Regions from separate parts of the Homo sapiens genome. Here region 1 is linked to region 2. A link is an interaction called in ENCODE POLR2A ChIA-PET data of the cell type or tissue named here. Cell type or tissue: Panc1. All regions are shown on one strand. Each heading gives the region's core, and the rest is flanking DNA. Links, peaks and the distances in the headings are about the cores only.

What was found. ChIA-PET counts read pairs that join two places held together with the same protein. Peaks named below come from ENCODE experiments on the same cell type or tissue, not always from the same donor. Only the 100,000 strongest peaks of a DNase experiment are listed, where the experiment ranks them.
Region 1: POLR2A ChIA-PET joins it to region 2 with 6 read pairs; 9 of 35 experiments call an interaction of 5 or more read pairs at or near these places.

What each region holds. Positions count from the first base shown.
Region 1 is chr3:57,765,502-57,768,426 of GRCh38, forward strand. All of the region lies in intron 2 of SLMAP (sarcolemma associated protein), which reads left to right. Among named protein-coding and RNA genes, the nearest start is that of SLMAP, 11 kb to the left of the region's middle. In Panc1, for the core only: no CTCF peak of the experiment used is centred there; no DNase peak of the experiment used is centred there.
Region 2 is chr3:57,645,355-57,648,279 of GRCh38, forward strand. DENND6A (DENN domain containing 6A) reads right to left here. Exons shown (of 20, transcript NM_152678.3): 10 at 962-1,084; 11 at 307-402. It also overlaps a transcript of PDE12 not described here. Among named protein-coding and RNA genes, the nearest start is that of DENND6A, 46 kb to the right of the region's middle. In Panc1, for the core only: no CTCF peak of the experiment used is centred there; a DNase peak (open chromatin) is centred at 1,545.

The DNA.
Region 1 (2,925 bases), core at 132-2,631, 120 kb after region 2:
GGAAGACATTGTGAAGAGCCTGCTGAATTTGACAACCAAGATTGTTTCTTCTTTTTTCCTCCACACATCTAAACATGACCACAAAGATCCTAGCCTCAGCTTTTGGGAGAATGGCAGGTCATACATTCTTTTACTTTTTATTTGTTTGTATGTTTGTTTTAACAGATACTTAAGTTTTTTGTTGACAGAAGTATAAAGATCATTAAGGGGTGCTGGTGTTTGTGAGAAAGTCTTTTACTTGACAAGTTGTATTTAAGACACATAATGTGAACATGTATAGGAAGCCAGATTATATCTTTAAAGCACATGTTCATTTCCCTCTATATTATTTTTCATAATAGTGGGAAATTGATAAAATATTTTATCTGTGATTTCAAATTGTTAAAAATATCGACAGTGTATATACTTAAAGCATTTTTTTTCCCACTTAGTTCTTTGACATTACTCCTTAGGTTAAATTCACTCTTTGCCCTTTTAGGCTTCTGTCTGATTTTCTTTCTTTTTTTTTTTTTTTTGAGACGGAGTCTTGCTCTGTTGCCCAGGCTGGAATACAGTGGCGCGATCTCGGCTCATTGTAAGCTCCGCCTCCCGGGTTCACGCCATTCTCCTGTCTCAGCCTCCTGAGTAGCTGGGACTACAGGCGCCTACCACCACACCCGGCTAATTTTTTTTTTTTTTTTTTTTTTTTGTATTTTTAGTAGAGACAGGGTTTCACCGTGTTAGCCAGGATGGTCTCGATTTCCTGACCTCGTGATCCGCCTGCCTCAGCCTCCCAAAGTGCTGGGATTACAGGCGTGAGCCACCACACCCAGTCTACCTGTCTGGTTTTCTTAAGTGATATTTCTGCTAGAGCTTAGTATTTATTCTTTTTGGTAAGTAGGGAAGAGAATGTCATTTAGAGTTTTAAGTGAAAAGATTGTGAAGTTAACTCTTAATATATGTCAGTTACTTCATAGTTACTTGAATCAAGAAAAATGGTGGCATTTATTAGCGGCTGAAACGTTCTAAGTTTACAGTCCAGACTCTTTCCTCTTCTCAGGTACATGCTTCTCTTACTGACACTATATAGGTAGATAAATAGTTACACCTTTGCTTAAAAATCTTTGACGTTGCCTCATTAATTTTTAGCATTAAAATCTATATCTTATTTTCTTTTTTTCTAGCTCTCTCTTTTATTACTGTTTTTTCTTCACCCCAAACTTTGTGTACTAGCTGTATGACAGTGTTCACTGTTTCTAGAACAAGTGCCTTTTTTTGCTGTTTTGTCTTCTAGAATGACCTCTTCTTGTCATCCCTTAAGGCTCAGTTCCAATGTGAAACCTTCCCTGACTCCCTTTAACTGAAGAATTAATTGCTTCTTCCTCTATACTTCCATTTAACTTTGTGTATAATTTCTTTATTTCTTTTTTTTAAATTTATTTTTATTTTTATTTTTGAGACAGGGTCCCTCTCTGTCACCCAGGCTAGAGTGTAGTGGTGTGATCTTGGCTTACTGCAGCCTCCACCTCATGGGTTCAAGCAGTTCTCCTGCCTCAGCCTCTCAAGTAGCTGGGATGACAGGCACCCCCCAGCACACCTGGCTAATTTTTGTATTTTTAGTAGAGATGGGATTTCACCATGTTGCCCAGGCTGATCTCGAACTCCTGGCCTCAAGCAATCCACCTGCCTCAGCCTCCCAAAGTGCTGGGATTACAGGTGTGAGCCACTGCACCCGGCCTGTATATAATTTCATTATGGGACATAAACAACAAAATAACTATGATGCAAATGTACTACTGTCCCATCAGATGTGAACTCTTGAGAGCAAGAGAATAGGCACTACATTCATGTTTGAATGAGGGAAATGTGAACAATGGAGCGGTTTGTATTTCTGCAAACCTGTGCAGTGTTAAAGGGCAGAAAGTCATTCAAGTTAGTTCTCAATTTGAGATCATGGACTCAATTATCAATATGTAGTCTTTGTATAAGTCATTATTTATTGAGAGCTTGCAGTTTGCAAAACATTTTGCTAAGTGTTTTTGGATCGTAGATCCAAATCTTGTGATTGGTGATATGAAATTATATATATGAACTATTACAATTTCACACAAAATAATTTTAAAAGGTTTTAGAATAATCAGAGTGCTTTCTTGTTTCATTTGGTCTATATAACACTCTTAGAAGGTAAGTAAAACAGCTGCAGTCTGGCTCGCTTTTGTCCAAAAAGAGTTTGATGTTTAGAGGTTATTTGTACAAGATCATCTAGTGGTAACTATGGGAGTTTTTTTCCCCCCAAAATGAAAGCCAACTATTAGACATTTATTCTGAACTGTCTTCTTAGGGACTGAGCAATTATTATGAAAATCTGTCTTTTGCTCTCTTGAAAGGTAATCTAAGCTATTGCTTTTTGATGTATAACCGAAACTTGTCATATTACGGACTTTCAAAGACTGAAATAACTCAAGTTAATTATTTCTCTGAGTCAGCTAACATTTTTAAAAACTTACCTCTACTACTCCTAGAAATACAATATTTTTTCTTGGGCTTGCATTCAGGCAAACTGATTTGGCTTTGGGTATATATGAAAATGAATGAAACAGCCTTGGAAAAACTTGTTTGGCCATGTACATTTTTCATGCTTTATAAGAGAGTAGCTGACAAATGTAAAGAAAAGAAGGAAAGCTTATATAGGCACTTGAAAATATGGACGTGTTTGGTGGTTAGTACTGTATCTTTTGTCAAGTATACAATTTGGGTTGGATTTTAAATTTAAGCACATAGAAACTGTGTGTTAAGATTTTCTCAATATTTTCAGGCTTACAGTTTTATTTATATATAAGTACTGACTTATTCTAGCTGAGCCAAGCAGAAAGGATTTTCCAATATAGACTTTCAAGCTTTTCTTATTTTTTACTTATACAAATAACAGGAATACATTCTCATAAA
Region 2 (2,925 bases), core at 171-2,670:
GGAGGCTGAGGCAGGAGACTCTCTTGAACCCAGGAGGCAGAGGTTGCAGTGAGCCGAGATCATGCCACTGCACTCCAGCCTGGGCGACAGAGCAAACCTCTGTCTCAAAAATAAATAAATAAAAATAAATACATAAAATCGCTCAAATAAGGTACTAACTCTTAAAATCTAAAATTATTTCCAGCAGCTCCTCAAACTTTCCTTTTATAAGATCATTCTGCCTATAAGCTTTTATTACCAAAAATAATTCTACACAATTTTGGTTATAAAGGTAATACCTGGTCAATAGAAGTTATTTTTACTTACGGAGCTTGGGTACGGGTAGTATATTCTTTGAATTCACTATCATGAATAGTGAAATAAGGTCGGAAATCACTGAAGTACTTTAATGGAGAAATACAGCTGTGGAGCAGGAAGAACATGTAAAATAAAGGACACAGAAATTAAAGGTCCTAATCTATAACTAGAAAACATCTATACAAACGGTATACACACAAAGGGATACTTTGTTTATTTTAATAAATGGTAAACTCATTTCACAGAATTAGAAAGACAGATATATGTAATGTGAAATGGCATACTGAAAGAACACACTGGGTTTGGGGCAGAAGATGCGGTGAAATTCTGGCTCTACTGTTCACTAGCTATGTGCCTTTGACTCTACACTGATCATTCACACAAGTAATATTTATCAAGGAACAACTTCATGTAATGAATCAATGTGCCTGCCACTCAGAACAACAAAGGCATGGTTCCAGCCCTCAGGGAGCCTGAATCAATTTTCTCATCCATAAAATGGTGCTATAATAAGCATTACCTTCTGATAGGGTTTTTGCATGGATCAATGCAATAATGGGTGGGGAAAAATACGACAGGTGGGAAGTGCTGCAAATATCACCAACAGGTTAAGTACTGCAGCATCCAAAAAAAAAACCCAGAAATAGTAACCAAATAGACTCACTTAACAAGTGCCAATACAGTCTCTGATGATTCCGATGGTGATGGCGCCATAACCACAAGGGGCTCCCCCAACAGCACCAGCTCCCAGAGCATCTGACTATGAAGGAAAACTGGGCAGAAACACCTGAAAGGTGATGCACAGTAGAAATACTTTTTAATGTAGCCAATCCTGTTTTTAAAATTCCTACATAATCTTTCTAAAAACTCCACATTGATATAAATTCTTCCTGCTATTTGTATCCTGATCTGATACACAAATTCATTTAGAATATGGTGATGTATAGAGACATAAGTCCCTTTTATCCACATAAAAATATCTATCAATTTGACTCATCCTAATTTTTACAAAATTAAATGTAATATATTGACACACAGAATAACTGACAATAAAAGCATATAATTCTCAAATTGTTGTACCATATGATCGATCTATTTTATCAATATTGCTTTGATACTTTGAATTTCAATCCTAAATATTTTTAAGGAAATAAGAAAAATTAATTTTCCAAGGGCACTTATTGGATATACTTAACTTAAAACCCAATACTTCTGACATTAAAGAATGATGACAAATCACAAGGGGGAGTGCTAATGCTGAACAAGAGCGAAACTCCTGGGCAGATACTCCCTCTACAGAAGTGCTGAGTATTTTTACAGCAGCCCTGGAATTGGGTGGAGGCCTGTTGGGACACAACTCTGCTAGTATGTTACCAGGCCTAAGACACTTGGTAACTTTCACTTATTTAGGAATTTCCTCCTGGCTTGGTAAAAAATTTTCCTAGTAGATTAGGGGGGAAAATCTTATCTATTTATGAAAATCACAACCAATCCACTCAGTTGAAAAGACACACATGCAAATAAAAAAGAAAAGAAAAATCAAACAACAATTAAGTGCAAAAATATGCAACAAATTATGAGATGGAAATTAGGGGAGTTAATTTTAACTATTCAAAAACAAGATAAGTGCCACAAAAGAAACAAACAACAACAAAAAAACAGCTCATGGGTAAGGCAAAGGAGCTCTTCCTCTTCCCTTCCTAAACAACTCAGTCCTAAAGCAGAACATGGTAGGTATCTCTGCCATGAGGGAAAGAGAGCCGTATTGACCAGGGAGGCGTGTCAGAGCTTATGTAAGGTAAGGTGGACATCTACATGCAGATAGTGGCCTACTGTGGAACTGCTGGAGCCCAAATGTGGTGAGCAATGTATACATGTGTGGGGATTATTTGGTTTCAGTTCACAGAGCCCAGGAAGCACAGACAGGTAGCCTGATGAGTAGCATCAAAGACAGAATGAGTTGAGGAGGTTGTCACAATGTGGGACCACCTGGCATAAGGTGTCAGAGCAGAGAAATGAGGGTATCTCCATGGAGAAGTACCCTGGAGTAGGGTAAGCACACAAGCAGGGTAAGGAGAGCACTCATGTGAGGCTTGACCTGGTGTTGAGAGTCAGAGCCCAAAAAGGGGAAGATGGCACCCACCTGGAGATGTGGTCTAGTGGGACAGAGTAACCTGAATGAGACAGGAGGGTATCCATGGGGGTGGGGGTGGGGGGTCAATCCAACAAGAAGAATCAGAGAGTGAGCAGGGTAAGGAGGGTATCCATGCAGAAGGGAAGCCAGGTGTAGAATGTCAGGGCCCAGTGGGGATGAGAAAACTATTAGCTTGGGGGACAAAGTTGCAGCAGAGTCCTAGCCAGAGCAATCAGAGAAGAGAAAGAAATAAAGAGCATGCAAATTGGTAATGAGGAATTTAAACTGTCACTGTTTGCTGATGACATCATATACCTAGAAAACCTTAAAAACTCATCCAAAAACCTCCTAGAACTGGTAAATGAATTCAGCAAAGTTTCCGAATACAAAATTAATGTACACAAATCAGTAGCTCTCCTATACACCAACAGCAACCAAGCTGAGAATCAAATCAACCCCTTTTACAATAGCTGCAATACATAAAATACTAAGGA